Regions from separate parts of the Homo sapiens genome. Here region 2 is linked to region 1. The links are chromatin loops, found by intact Hi-C in ENCODE. Cell type or tissue: HepG2. All regions are shown on one strand.

Region 1 (8,000 bases):
CTTACACATCTTGCATATAAAACTGTTTCTAGTAATCTTAATTACATGTTAATGGTGACTCCTAGCAATCTTAATTGTAATGTAAAACCTGCTAAGTTGTGTTCTGATAAGATTAGAATGTTTCCAGCATAGTTAGGGGCATGGCCAACTCCCCATGGAGAGGGGGTGGCAGGGACTCAGGGGGATCTTCAGGCAGGCAGAGGGGAGAAGAGGCAAGAGCACAGGGAATGCTGGGAGCCTCCCAAGAAGGCCTCTTTCATCTCAGAAGCCCCCAGGGCCATCCCGAGTGGGCTGTCCTCAGGCCTTACCTAGCTGGAAAGCAGGCAAGTTAAACAAATTTCAAACACCAAAGAAGCAGTTTATGACCTTAAAGCATTTAGCAAACCTAATATTTGAACATAACTTAGACCACATGTTTACATTTTCAAGACAACTGTATTTTACCAATAATCTTTAAAACTGTTTATTTCCTAAAGATTACTCAAGTCACATGAACTAAATAAAAAGCATTACATTTTTCACTTTTCTGACAAAATATTTGATTTAAGCTCTTATATTATTATTAAACCAATTTAAAACTTTACAGAAGGGACAAATGGTGACTTTTACCTTTCATTTAACCAGTTTGCACAGAGCGAAAGAGACCAGAGACTAACTGGTAAGAAATATTCTTTTGCAAGCATGTCTGGTTTCTGGGTTCTTTCTCCCTGAGTGGCCCTAGGGACCCTGCTCAACTGTATGCAGACAAACATATTGCCATGAATTAAGAATATTCACAAATAGTTTACAAATTTTGAAGAAATTAGGCAGAGAGAGAAATAGAACTCAAATTCTATTTATGAAAGTATATTCAACATGCTTAAACTGTCTAGAAGCCTAAAATCCAAAAAGTTAGTTAGAATTTGATAACTTCTGAATTATACAAAGTTATTCTTTTTCTCACTACTAACATAATCTTTTCCAGCACATTTTGCCTACTGAATTATGTGTTAACTAGAATTCTTATCCTTATAACCTAAAACTTAAGCGAAACCCTAAAAAGCAAGAATTCCTGGCCAGGCATGGTGGCTTATGCCTGTAATTCCAGCACTTTGAGAGGCCAAGACAGGTGGATCACTTGAGGTCAGGTGTTCAAGATGAGCCTGGCCAACATGGTGAAACCCCCGTCTACTAAAAATACAAAAATTAGCCCAGCATGGTGGCAGGCACCTGTAGTTCCAACTGCTTGGGAGGCTGAGGCATGAGTATTGCTTAAACCCAGGAGGCAGAGGTTGTGGTGAGCTGAGATCACACCATTGCACTCCAGCCTGGGCAATAAGAGTGAAACTCTGTCTCAAAAAAAAAAAGGAAAAGAGCCCTTCCGCCTTCTGCGCAGGGCAAATAGTCCCATTCATTCCTAGGCCTTCAGGCAATACCTGGGAGTGACTCCAGCCAATTGCCTTCAATTTTCAAGGAGCTGCTAGAAAGCAGTTGTTGAGAGGCTGAAAATGAAAGAAAGGAAAAAAAGAGAAGACCCAGGTCCCTTAAGCAAACTGGTTGGTGACGGTTAGGTGCCTTCACATGGACACCCTTAGTTTTCACTGGCCATAGCCAGAATTCTGCAGTTTTCTCTGTGTTTAGGCACTGCCCACCAAGGAGAGATTCCCCTGTATGAAACAGAAAGGAAAGGAGAGAAATAAATCCTAATCTTTGGGCCTAGCTTCTGCTGGAATTTCTCCTGGCTGGCTCAGCAAAATATGTTACCAGTGGAGGGTGTCCAGGTTCTCAGCATCTTGAACAAAGAATTCAACAAAATGCACAAAAAAGCAAAGAAATAATGAAGCAACAAAAGTAGATATTTATGGAAAATAAAAGTACACTCCACATTGTGGAAGTGGGCCTGAGCGTAGTGGCTCAAGGGCCTCGTTACAGAATTTGTGGGGGTTTAAATACTCTCTAGGGATTTTCACTGGTTGCCTGGTGTACACACTATGTAAATGAAAAGGGTGAAGTGAGGTTACAAAGTCATTTACCTGGAATATACCTTATGGAGAGGACATTTCCTGTCATAGCTGAAGTGTGAATTGGCCTTGTGTTCCCTGTCTCCAGACCCTATTTTTCTGTCTCAATTGGATCTTGAGTGTGGAACCATAATAAATGGGATTAGTGTCCTTGTTAAAGAGATTCAAGAGAGAGTGCTTGTCCCTTTTGTGACATGAGGATAGAAAGAGGACAGCTATCTATGAGTCAGGAAGCAGGGCCTCACTAGACACTAAATTTGTCTGCACTTGATCTTGAGCTTCTAGCCTCCAGATCTGTGAGCAATCCATGCCTGATATTTATAACTAACCAGTCTGCAGTCTTTTGTTATAGCAGCTGTCATGAACTAAGACAGCCTGTTAGAAGGAGGCTTAGACTTAACCAGTGTTTTGGGGGTATTTTAGGAGCCCTGATAGGTGATCTTCATGTCTGCTTTGCTTCTATGGGGTGGTATTGATGGGCTGAAGTGGATTGTCCCAGCTACTCTGGAAACATTTCTTTTTGTTGCCTCACAATGGATTTCCACTTATTTACAGAGAATTATATGGCTGTATCTTACTGTGCTTTATGTTGCTATAACAAAATAACTGTAACTGGCTGGTTCTTACACAATAGAGGTATATTTGGCTAATGGCTCCAGAGGCTGGAAATTCCAAGGCCATAGTGATCTCATTGGATGAGAGCCTTCCTGCTGTGGTGCTCCATGGTGCAAAGCAGGAGAGTAAGAGATCAGGAGCAAGAGAATAAATAAGCAAGGGAGATCAGTGGCAGAGACTCTCCCTGCTCTCATGGGCTCTGTCTATTCCCTCTCTACATAATGAGAGTAAAATCCAAAGAGCATGAGGACCAAATCAAATATGACAAAGACTCCTTAGAGGCGTGTCAGTACTGGTAACACCTGTTTTTCACAACTCACGGTGACTAAGGCACAGACCACCCCACACAGTGGCACGGATTCTCTTCTTGAACAGACTTTCCCCAGGCTCCTCTGAGTCTCTTTTGAAATAGGCCTCGCCTTGGTCTGTAAGGATCTGAACACACCCAAACATAATTTCTAACAGTTCAAGGCTACATCAATAGATAACCAAGCCCTGTTAAAGAGCCAGCCTGAGAAAACTCACGGCTTCCAAAAGAATTCAGTATTTGTTCCAGCAATGTCTGAAGAAATGCCTGTCTCCCAGTCTCACAGAGGGCAGGAGTCCAACTTCCCTTAGTTCCAGTTAGCAAACCCAGAGGGACTAATCACATGGCCCAAGCAGCCCCTTCCTACTTTTTGTAATTTTCCGCTTGGCTGATTCCACTCAGTCTCTGCTCAGCCTTTCCCTTCTCCCTCATTTTCCCTTTAAAATGCTGAGTCATCTTGCATAGATCATAGTTCAGTTCAGTTCACGCTGGACCTCTTCTCTACTGCGATGTTATGTTACTGATAAAACCTGTCCTCACCATGTTAATCAGTACCCAGCTTTCTTTGTCTTTGACTTTAGCAATAGCAGAATTTGTTTTTTTTCTGGCTCTTATGATTTAATAGCTACAGACAGGTGGGAATGAAGACCAGCCTATGTGACACTTATCTCTGGGTTCTAGTACTATTGAGCAGCAATTTAAGTATTAGGGATTTACAAATGTGTTTAATTTATGGCCAAACCCTGGCATAAGTCAAAATAAATGCTTATATTTGATCACTAAAATACGAGGTAATGATCCACCTCAGGGAGGAGAGTATGTGACTGCAATTAGAATCTTTAAAGCCTTCTGTTTAGAAAGCATGCTTGCTTGAACTTCAAGTTTCTAGGCAAATGTAAGGGTCATTTGTAAAAGCTGAGTTTTTCCTGTTGCCAATAAGGATAGAGACCTTTTCTTCTATGCTCATGTCTTAGACTATTTTCTTAAGAAAAAAATTGTATTTGTAAACTCTTCCTTAGTCCCTTTATTATGCATGTCAGTTTTTTGAAAAGCTGACTAAGCCTCTAGCCAGAATTGCAACCTGCCAGTGTTGTGTTAAGGGTAAGAGAGACAACTCTTTGGAAATGAAAATATCAAGAAAGATAACTTCCTATCTCCATGGGCCCCTTACTCCAAGCTACAACTGCCTGCTTGTCATAAAGAAATGTTATTTTTCCTTGGGATAAAGGTGACTGTCTAGCACAGAAGGATACCCCAATTACCAGGTGAATTTAGGATGGAGAATGTTATAAAAAGAATGTTTGAAAGAATGTTATAAAAAATGGTGGTGTTAGGCCTTATTACATGAAGACCAGTTATCATTTATCTCAAGAAGATGCATGTAAGGATTATATTTCTTGGCTATATAAAGGGGTGAGATTTCTTTCTGTCTTTGTAATCTCTTTAGCATGTTACCTGTGATGCACATTGCAGCCTGGTTTAATGCTTTTTAAATTTTATTTGTTTATTTATTTATTTTCGAGACAGAGTCTTGCTCTTTCTCCCAGGTTAGAGTGTAGTGGCACAATCTTGGCTCACTGCAACCTCCGCCTCCTGAGTTCAAGTGATTCACATGCCTTAGCCTCTCAAGATGCTGGGATTACAGGCAGGCACCACCCCACCCAGCTAATTTTTGTATTCTTAGTAGAGATGTGATTTCACCATGTTGGCCAGGCTGGTCTCGAACCCTTGTCCTCATGATCCGCCTGCCTCAGCCTCCCAAATTGCTGGGATTACAGGTGTGAGCCACTGCACCCAGCCCTAATGCTTTTTTAATAAGAAAATTATTTTCTTTATTTTCTACTTTATAGAGAGTTTTGTAGAATGGCAGGAGATTTCATTTTTAACATTATTCTCCAATATAAAGGAGAACAGACTTGACAGTTGTCCCAAATTAGGTAAAAGATTGAGATTGGAGATCCCCATAGGCCCATAATTTCTACCTTTGGTAACATAATGGAAGACATAGAACAACCCTCCCCTACACAGACTCCTCAGTGGGACAGCCCAATTACATCCACTGTCCTGAGCACATGGACCCCCTTTCTCTCTCAGTCTTACCCACATGACTCAGCGAGCAGCTCCAGCCCAGATCACAGAACCATATGAAGAATTGAAAACCCCACCTTCTCAAGAGGGCCAAGGGCAGAGCATTGACATATTTGATTAGTACCAAGGAGACATGAGAAAAATGAAAAGACTGCCATGACTGTATTTTGGTATTCCAGAGTTTCTGCCTTGCTGCTATCAAGAACATCACCCTCACCTTGGGTGCTTCTTGTTAGTAATTCTTCCTCCTTGACCTCACCCTGTTCTGTGGTTGTAAATCCCCACTTGTCTTGGTTGAAGGCAGAGTTGAGCTTGAAGGAAACCAAAATATTTCACTCTTGGGAAAGGAAGATAAATCTTAGGGCCCCAAAATCACTAAGCTAAAGAAAAAAGTCAAGCTGGGAACTGCTCAGCACAAACTTGCCCCCCATTCTATTCAAAGTCACCCGTCTGCTCACCGAGATAATTACATATTTGATTGCCTCCTTTGCAGAGGCTAACCAGAAACTCAAAAGAATGTAACCATTTGTCTCTTATCTATCTATGACCTGGAAGCCCCCTCCCCACTTCAAGTTGTCCCACCTTTCCGGACTGAACCAATGTTCATCATACATGTGTTGATTGATGTCTCATGTCTCCCTAAAATGTATGATACCAAGCTGTGCCCCGACCACGTTGGACACATATCCTCAGGACCTCCTGAGGGTGTGTCATGGTCATTTGTCCTCAATATTGGCAAAATAAACTCTCTATATTAACTGAGACCTCTCTCAGATTTTGGGGGTCCATACTCTAAAAGAAAGTATTTTGACAAATTTCAAGATGGCTATTCAGAAGGGCAGGAAATACAAGAACAGCTGAAAACTGTCTGTTATGAGAGAGGCTTGCACCTGTAGAGAAACTCTGCTTGGATGCAGCCAGGCTTTCTCTGAGGCTTTCCCTTTGACTTAGGAAAGATTAACTGACGGTCTGACATCTTTAAAGGTCTGAAGAAAACATTTTCCATCTCTTCTCTTAAGTGCTGCTATCTGTGAGGTTTCATTGACATAGTGTGCAAGAAGATTAAATTTTGGTACCCGAAACTCTTTTAGCCAAAGAGAAAATTCTAGCCAGGAACTGGGACACAAAAACCTGCCTCCCTCTTTTGGTTCCTAAATAAGATGGCTACAAGATGAAAGGCTACCCACCTCCCCCATATTTTGTCCACAAGGAAATTCCTGGTGAGCTGTTGAAACTTCACCATGGTGATACAAATCCATAGCTTATCTTTACAGTTGCGGTCACCCCACAGACACAAATGCATTTCCGATTGTTCACCTACCCCATTTTGTCTGTGTTATCTTATGTAAAATGCAGAGTCCCCATATTTTTCCTCTGCCCCCTGTTGTTGATGTGAGAACTGTGTGCTTCTCAATATCCCGCCCTTTCCCCTTTAAATTTGGAGCCCTCAAAATCAGAGAAAGGCATAGACCTGTCTCCTGGGTGCATCCTCAACTTTGGCAAATAAATCTCCTAAAATTACTGAGACCTGTCTCATCATTCTTTGGTTGACAATAACAAGACCTCTGCTAGCCAGGCCTCCTCTTTTCTCCCTCCCATAACCCATGTTGCCACTACAATCTGTTTTGCCAAGATTTAAGTCCCTCTCTCATTTTTTTTTTATAAACTTAGATGGTTTACACGTTGCTCTGTGGTTCTCCCCTACACATGGTCATAAGTTTGTGTGCCTTTTCTCTTTCTAATCTGCCTTTTGTTAGGTGAATTTTTAGTGAACTTAAGAAGGTAGAGAAAATTTTTTCCCTTGGCCCCCACCAGCATGATCGCTCTCCCACAGAAAGACCCAAATTAAGTGGCCCTACATCTAACGCCATGGCCCCCCTTGAGTGAAGTATTTCTCACTGTGTTTTAGGAAATGTCATAAATAAGTTTTTTTTAACACCCTGTCGGACCATAAAGGATTGATCTACTGGTAGACACTTATTCTCAATCAGAGCTTTTCCCAAGGGAATTTGTCATGTGGAAAAAAGCCATTTGTCAAGGAATGGCCAGGCATTGTGGCTCATGCCTGTAATCCCAGCACTTTGGGAGGCTGAGGTGGGCGAATCACCTGAGGTTGGGAGTTTGAGACCAGCCTGACCAACGTGAAGAAACCCTGTCTCTACTAAAAATACAAAATTAGCCGGGCATGGTGGTGCATGCCTCCTATCCCACCTACTCGGGAGGCTGAGGCAGGAGAATCACTTGAACCCGGGAGGCAGAGGTTGCAGTGAGCCAAGATCATGCCATTGCACTCTAGCCTGGGCAATAAGAGCAAAACTCCATCTCAAAAAAAAAAAAGTCAAGGAATATGGGAGTCACGGGGGCTCGGATGTATTACTAGGGGGGCTCTAGAGAGATGGAGGGGCACAGGTTGCTGGGGCTAAGATATCCTGAGCTGCACTGGTTTCTGAGCTATTCAAATCCCAGTTGTTTCACCCTTTATTTTTGGAATCACCCAGGATCCTTTTAGCAACCACCTTTCACTTGCATTTAAGCCTGTTTTTACGGTTGCAAACACACAAAACACACTTAAATAAGATGATGTAACAGTAGTTCTCAAATCATAGCAACAACTCTAGTAGTTGTGTCCTAGGAAATTAAAATTCTGTGTTACCTACTTGCTATGGTTTGATGTGTTCTCCAAAGTCCATGTGTTGGAAACTTAATCCTCAATGCAATAGTGTTGAGATGTGGGACCTTTAAGTGATAATTAGATCATGAGGGATTTGCCTCATTCATTAATTATTGCTATTATCTCAGGTGAGTTAGTTATCGGAGATTGAAATCCTGATAAAAAGTTGAGTTTGTTCTCTCTGTCTCTCTCTCTCTCTCTCCACTCTAGAATTGTAAAAAACTAATCTCTATTCTGCATAAATTACCCAGTCTCAGGTATTCCATTATATTAGCAGGAAATGGACTAAGACACTACTTTATAAAATTTTGCAGTTTCC
Region 2 (8,000 bases), 130 kb before region 1:
TCTATACAGGACAGGGGTGAATCAGCTCAGCTACACCATGTGCCTTAGAGACTCTGAACATGAGACATGTGGAAAAAGACCCTAAAAAATAATTACAGGCAGAATGCAGGAAAAACAGCCAGATGGCCAGGCATGGTGGCTCATACCAGTAATTCCAGCACTTTGGGAGGCTGAGCCAGGAGGATCTCTTCAGCTCAGACCAATCTGGAAAACACCTTGAGAACTCATCTCTGCTAAAAAGAAAAAATTTTAAAAATTAGCTGGGTGTAGTGGCACCTGTCTGTAGTCTCAGCTACTTGGGAGGCTGAAGTAGAAGGATTGCTTGAACCCAGGAGGTCAAGGCTGCAGGGCATTGTGATTGCACCATTGCACTTAAATCTTGGCAAAATTTTTTACAGTGGCAACACAGGTTATGGGATGGAGAGAAGAACAAGCCTGGCTAGCAAAAGAGGTTTCATTATTTAGATGAAATCTCCCAGGAAGCAGCCCTCAGAGAGAACAGCTGAGAAATGTTTTTCTTTAGACCTTTAAAGGTATCAGATTCTCAGTTAATCTTTCTTCTATCCAAGGGAGATTCTCAGAGAAAGCCCAGCTGTAACAATGCAAATTTTCTCTACAGATGCAAGTATTTCCCACTAAAGACAGCTTTTTGTCCCTTCTAATATTTCCTGCTTTTCTGAATAGCTGTCTTGAAATGTGTCAAATAAATGTATTTTAGTGTAAAATGTTTTGGTTCCCTTGAAGCTCAACTTTGAGTCCAACTAAGACAAGAGGGGATTTATAACCATAGAGCACGGTGAGGTCAGAGGAGAAAAATTACTAAGAGAAAGCACCCAGAGATGAGGGTGGCAGCAGCAAGGCAGAAATTCTGGAATACCAAATGATATGGTTTGGCTCTGTGTCCCCACTGAAAAATCATGTCAAATTGTAATTCCCAGTGTTGGAGGAGGGGCCTAGTGGGAAGAGATTGAATCACGGGGGCTGACTTTCCTCTTACTGTTGTCATAATAGAATTCTCATAAGATCTGGTTGTTTGAAAGCATGTAGCACCTCCACCTTCTTTCTCTCTCTCTCTCTGCCTCTCTCTCTCTCTCTCTCTCTACCTCCCCCTCTCCTGCCAGCCAAGTGAAGACATGCTTGCTTCCCCTTCACCTTCCTCCATCATGGTAAGTTTCCTGAGGCCTCCCCTGCCATGCCTCCTGTGCAGCCTGCAGAACTGTGAGTCAATTAAACCTCTTTTCTTTGTAAATTACCCAGTCTCAGGTAGTTCTTTATAGTAGTGGGAGAATAAACTAATACCGAAAATTGGTACCAAATAGTGAGGCATTGATATAAAGATACCTGAAAATGTCAAAGCAAATTTGGAACTGGATAGTAGGCAGAGACTGGAAGAGTTTGGAGGGTTCAGAAGAAGATGGAAAGATGAAGGAAGGTTTTAAACTTCCTAGAGAATTGGATACTTCTGTAGAAAATGCTGATAGTGATATGGACAATGAAGTTCAGGCTGAGGATTTCTCAGATGGAGATGAGAAACTTATTGGGAACTGGAGTAAAGGTCACTCTTCCTGTGCTTTAGCAAAAAGATTGGCATCATCATGTCCCTACCCTAGAGATCTGTGGAACTTTGAACTTGAGCAAGATGATTTAGGGTACCTGACTGAAGAAATTTCTAAGTGTCAAAGGAAGCAAGATGTGTCCTGCCTGCCTCTAACAGCATATTCTCATATGCATGCCCAAAGAGATTATCTGACACTGGAAGTTACATTTAAAAGGGAAGCAGAACATAAAAGTTTGAATAACTTGAGCCCCACCATGTAGTAGAAAAGAAAAACTCATTTTCTGAGGAAGAATTCAAGCCAGCTGCAGAAATTTGCAAGATAAAGAAGAGCCAAATGTTAATAGACAAGACAATGGGGAAAATGCCTCCAGGATATTTCAAAGACCTTCAAGGTAGCCCCTTTTATCACAGACCTGGAGGTTTAGGAGAGAAAAATAATTTCATGGGCCAAGCCCAGGGCCCTACTGCTCTGTGAAGCCTTGGGACACGGCACCCTGCATACCAGCCACTTCAGCCCCAGCCATGGCTAAAAGGGCCTCAGACACATCTTGAGCTATTGTTTTAGAGGATGCTAGCCCCAGTGTGTTGTGACTTCCATGTAGTGTTAAGCCTGCAGGTTCTCAGAGTCCAAAAGTTGAGGTTTGGGAGCCTCTGCCTAGATTTCAGAGAACGTTTAAAAATGCATGAATATCCAGGAAGAAGGCTGCTGTGAAGATGGAACCCTTATGAAGCACCTCTGCTAGGGCAATGTGGAAGGGAAATATGGGGTTTGAGTTCCCACACAGAGTTCCCACTGGGGCACTGCCTAGTGGAGCTATGAGAAGAGGGCCACCATCCTCCAGAACCCAGAATGGTATATCCACTGAAGGCTTGTACTGTGTGCCTGGAAAAGCGGCAGACACTCAGTGCCAGCCAGTGAAAGCAGCCATGGGGCCTTTACCCTGTATAGCCACAGGGGTAGAGCTGCCCAGGACCCTGGGAGCCCACCTCTTGCATTAGTGTGGCCTTGATATGAGACATGGAGTCAAAAGAGATTATTTTGGAGCTTTGAAATTTATTGACTGCCTTTCCGGGTTTTGGACTTCTATGGGGCCTGTAGCCCCTTTGTTTGGGCCAGTTTCTCCCTTTTGGAACAGAAGCATTTATTCAGTACCCATACCCGTATTGTGTCTAGGAAGTAACTGACTTAGTTTTGATTTTATGGCTTATAGTTGAAAGGGACTTGCCTTGTCTCAGATGAGACTTTAGAATTGGACTTTTGATCTAATGTTGTAATAAGTTAAGACTTTCAGGGACTGTTAGGAAGGCATAATTGTCTTTTGAAATGTGAGAAGAATGTGAGATTTGGAAGGGGCTGGGGCGGAGTGATATGGTTTGGCTCTGTGTCCCTACCCAAATCACATGTGAAATTGTAGTTCCCACTGTTGGAAGAGGGGCCTGGTGGGAGGTGACTGAATCATGGAGGCTGACTTCTCTCTTGCTGTTCTCATCATATGGTTCTCATGAGATCTAGTTGTTTGAAAGTGTGTAGCACCTCCCTCTTCTCTATTTCTCTCCCTCCCTCTCTCTCTCTCTCTCTCCCCTGCCAGCAATGTGAATATGTGCTTGCTTCCCCTTTGCCTTCCTCCATGATTGTAAGTTTCCTGAGGCCTCCACAGCCATGCTTTCTGTACAGCCTGTGGAACTGTAAGTCAATTAAGCCTCTTTTCTTTGTAAATTACCCAGTCTCAGGTAGTTCTTTATAGCAGTGTGAGAATGCACTAATGCACAAGAATACAGTCACAGCAAAGTTTCCCTACTCTCATATTTCCTCAGTACTAATCAAATATGCCCATGCTCTGCTCTTGGCCCTCTATGGGAAGGTGGGGTTTTCAATGCCTTACATCATCTGGGGACCCAAGGCTGGAACTGCTCCCTCAGTGAATCACTGGGGGTGGAATTGAGATAGATAGGGGGTCCATATGCTTAGGACAGTGGATGTAATTGGGCTGTACCAATGAGGAGTCTGTGTAAGGGAGGGAAGTTCTGTGTCTACAGAAAACAGGGGAAAGTTATGTTACTACAGGTAGAAATTATGAGCCCCTGGGGACATCCAATATCAATCTTCTTTTACCTAATTTGGTACATAACTGTCAAGTATGTTTTCCTTTATACTGGAGAATAATGTTAAAAATGAAATCTCCTGCCAATCTAAAAAACTCCTCCATAAAAATGTAGAAAAGAAAGAAAATAATTTTCTTATTCAAAAGGCATTAAACCACACTGCAATGTGCACCACAGGTAAGGTCTAATGAGATTAAAAGGCAGAAATGAATCTGACCTCTTTAAAAAGCCAAGGAGTACAGCCTTTACACACATCTTCTCATGATAAATGATAACTGGTCCTCACATAAGAAGGCCTAACAACACTGTTTTTTGATAACATTCTTTCATGGCTTCATCCCAAATTCACCTGGTAATTGGGTTAGCCATCTGTGCTAGTCAATCACCTGTATCACTAGGAAAAATGACATTTCTCCATGACAAGCAGGCAGTTGTAGCTTGGAGCAAGGGACCCAGGGAGATAGGAATTTTCCTTTTTTAATGTTTACATTTCCAAAGAGCTGGCTCTCTTACCCTTAACAAAACACTCACATGTTGCAATTCTGGTAAGAGGCTTAGTTGGCTTTTAAAAATATTTACATGAATATCAAAGGGACTGAGGTAGGATTTACAAATACAATTTTTTCTCAAGGAAATAATCTAAGAAATGGGCAGAGAAGAAAAGTCTCTATCCTTGTTGGCAATAGAAAAAACTCAGTTTTAACAATTGACCCTTAGAGAAGTCTAGAAACTTGAACATCAAGCAAACATGATTTCTAAACAGAAGTCTTTAAGAAACATAATTACAGTTACATGATCTCCTTTATGAAGTGGATATTGACCTGATATTTTAATGATCAAATATAAGTGCTTATTTTGACTTATGCCAGAATTTGCTATGAAATTAATCATATTTTTAAACCTCTAATACTTAGCTTGCTGCTCAGTACTAGAAGCCAGAGGTAAGTGTCATATTAGTCAGCCTTCATTCTCACCTGACTGTAGATACTAACTATGAAAGCTAGAAAAAATTTCTGCTATTGCTAAAGTCGAACATAAACAAGGTTGAACACTGGTTAAAATGGTGACGATGGATTTTATTAGTAATCCAGTGTTGTAATAGGGAAGAGGTCCAGTATGGACTGAACTGAACTTTGATTCATACAAGGTGACTCACCATTTTAAGGGAGAACGGGTGAGAGGGAAAGGCTGAGCAGGGACTGAGTGGAATCAGCAAAGTGGAAAATTTCAAAAAACAGAAAGGGGCTGGTTGGCCAATGTGATTATTCCCTCTGGGTTTGCAAACAAGAGCTAATGGAAGTTGGGCTCCTGCCCTGACATGAGGATTCAAAGAATAGTGGCCTGTTTTCAGATCTTTAAACTATTTTATGATCTTTCCGTTGAAACTTTTTGTCAGTGTTAAGGGAAATGAGAGAAAGTACCCTATTTTCAGACATCTATGTTGATACATAACCAAGAGGTTAAAGGAAATAAACTAATGGTGCACCACTTGGAAAAAGTTTGTCCTGACTCCCAGGGAGAGAAAGAAAAGGAGCTAGAGAGTCAGCAGTTGTTAAATGTGCTTAACCCACTTGAAACTGGTGCCACATTACTTAGTCAAGAGGTGGAGGAACCACCATCCCTGGAGTATAAAGAGGCTGCAAACATAGTCTCTCCCTCCTGAACTAGGCAAGGCACTGATTTTGGCTGGAGATCTACCAAGCTGGGGCAGGGCAATTTCCCCTCTGACAATATCCCATGGGAATTAATCAGCAAGGGACTTCAGCTCGATATTATTGGGCATACAGGCCTTTTCCTACATCTGATGTACTGAATTGGAAAACTTCCAATCCTTTCTACAGGGAAGATCCTCAGAAGATGACTGAATTGTTTACCACTATTTTTGCCAGCCATCACCCTACTTAGGCTAATTTGCAAGCCCTCCTAAATATTATGCTTACTGCAGACAAGAGAAAGCAAGCATTAGGCAATGGAAAGGAGGAAGCATGGTGTCTTCATGAAAAAAGCCCAGATGATACCCCAGACCCTGATAAGATTCTACATGCTGACCCAAACTGGGTCCCAAGTGAGGAGGATGGGGCCTGGACAAATCATCTGGAGTATTCTAAAGGGTGATAGGTCAGGGGTGCCGAGACCTAAAAGTCTGAAAAAAGTGCAGGAGCTTCAGCAGAAGCCTAACAAGGATTCCCTCAGAGTTCATGGATGTATCTGTCAAACATATAGAAAGCATACAGACTTAGACCTGCAGGATCCTGAAAATGTCAGAATGATAAACATGACTTTTATAGAGCAAAATGCCCCAGACATCACAAAGAAGTTACAAAAGCTGGAGGGGAGCTATTGGAATGAACACTTCTCAATTAATTGACATTGTGTTCAAGGCCTTATAATAGCAGAGAAGCCAAGGAAACCAAGGCACTACTGAAGGCAGAGATACTCATAGCTGCCATGGGAGGAAACCTGAAGAGAAAGGAACCCCCAAGGTGGAAAGGGAAAGTAGAAAAAGATCAATGGGCTTACTGTAGGGTGACAGTGCTTTGGAAGAAAGACTGCCCCAAGCTGAGTCAGGGGGAGCCCAAGTCACTTATGGCTGTTAAGTTTGGAAAAAATCCAAGGAGGACCGAGGGTGCCCAAAGTTCCCAAAAGCTCCAACCCTGTCCAGCATTAGGATTTCACCACAGGACATTCGGGTAAAACTGACAGTAGGGAAACAAAAATTGGACTTCTTAATTGATACGGGTGATACTGACATCCCAAAGTGTGGACTTTCTGACACCTATGTCAATATGGTTGGGGTGAATGGAGAGCTAAAACTGGTTGGGGGGGGGGGGTTGTGACCCTTATCCTGCAAGGTGGGCAATGAGGTATTGATAATAGCTAATCAATTATTTTATGTGTGGGACTGCCCAACCTCTGTGCTTGGTAGAGATCTCTTGTGTAAGTTAGAGGCATTAATTGTCTTTGAACCAGAGAAACGTCCAATGTGCCTCCAGGTACCCCCAGAATCCAGATTGCAGCTACAGGCCCTCCTGATGAAATCAAAAACTCCACAGCTTGAAGTAGAGATGATTCCACCGGAAGTCCTCAATAAGGTAAAGCCGGAAGTATGGGCTTCCGACCAACTGGGGAGGACAATTAATGTGAATCCCATAAAAGTCAGGCTAAAGGAAGGTATCTGACCTGATTAAAATAAACAGTACCCCTAAAGAAAGAGACTCTAGAAGGCATACAGCCAGTACTGGTTCGATTCTTTTGACATGGCTTAATAAGACTTTGTCAGACCTTGTATAATACACCCATCCTGCCAGTAAAGAAGCCTCACTCACACAAGTACAGGTTTATGAAAGATCTAAGGGTGACCAATGATATCGTGGAAGACATCCACCCCACTGCGACCAATCCATACACTATGTTTACTTCCTTGCCCAGAGACCATGAATGGTCTACAGTGTTAGATTTACAGGATACTTTCTTTTCTATACCAGTGGACCCAGAAAGTCAATTATTATTCACTTTTGAGTGGACAGACCCTGAAACAGCTTGCACGATTTCAATACTGTTGGACAGTGCTTCCTCAAGGGTTTAAAAATTCCCCAACTGTATTTGGGGAAGCAGTGGCTCGGAACATAAGAGACTTACAGTTGGAAAATGGGACACTACTACAATATGTGGATGATCTGCTAATCTTAAGCCCCTCAAGGCAAGAGTGTCAAGATAACACTGTACAGACTCTAAACTATTTGGCAGCCTGTGGGTACAAAGTCTTGAGCAAAAAGGCACAGATATGCAAACAAACTGTAGAATACTTAAGATTTCTATTACAGAGAGGAACCAGAGCCCTGGCAGAGGAGAGGCCAAATGCAATTGCCTCTGCCGCAATGCCCAGAACCAGAAAGTAGTGGAGGGCCTTCCTGGGAATGCAGGGTTCTGTAGAATTTGGATTCCCAATTAGGCACTGGCAGTAAAGCCACTATATGAACTGTTAAAAGGGGCCAACCACGACCACTTTGTATGGGAAGTAAAACATCAGACTGCATTTGAACAACTAAAGCATAAGTTAACATCTGCCCCAGCTTTGGGACTGCCAAATTATCATAAACCCTTCCAACTTTATGTGCATGACAGACTGGGTCTAGCACTTGGGGTCCTAATGCAAAAATTTGCAACCAGTGGCTTATTTTTCAAAACAGCTTGATTCAGTGACAAAGGGCTGGCCCCGTTGTCTCAGCGCAGTAGCTGCCACCTGCCTGTTGCTCAAGGAAGCTAAGAGGATGACTTTAGGTCAGCCCATCACGATTTATGTGCCCCATGAAGTCCTGGAGTTATTAGAGCAGAAGGA

What was found. Hi-C counts contacts between places; a loop is a spot of excess contacts. Peaks named below come from ENCODE experiments on the same cell type or tissue, not always from the same donor. Only the 100,000 strongest peaks of a DNase experiment are listed, where the experiment ranks them.
Region 2: a loop joins it to region 1, with 7 times the contacts of the local background. A loop is called at or near these places in 6 of 110 quality-filtered maps.

The regions. Positions count from the first base shown.
Region 1 is chr10:5,068,540-5,076,539 of GRCh38, forward strand. The region is part of intron 3 of LOC107984198 (a long non-coding RNA gene); the gene reads left to right. It overlaps LOC124902366 (a long non-coding RNA gene), which reads right to left and starts at 4,430. Exons shown (of 2, transcript XR_007062039.1): 1 at 1-4,430. It also overlaps a transcript of AKR1C3 not described here. In HepG2, no CTCF peak of the experiment used is centred here; DNase peaks (open chromatin) are centred at 2,692 and 3,332; H3K4me3 peaks cover 1,733 bases.
Region 2 is chr10:4,943,109-4,951,108 of GRCh38, forward strand. No RefSeq gene overlaps it. Among named protein-coding and RNA genes, the nearest start is that of AKR1C1, 16 kb to the right of the region's middle. RefSeq lists an enhancer at 4,669-4,963. In HepG2, no CTCF peak of the experiment used is centred here; DNase peaks (open chromatin) are centred at 4,153 and 4,813; H3K4me3 peaks cover 358 bases.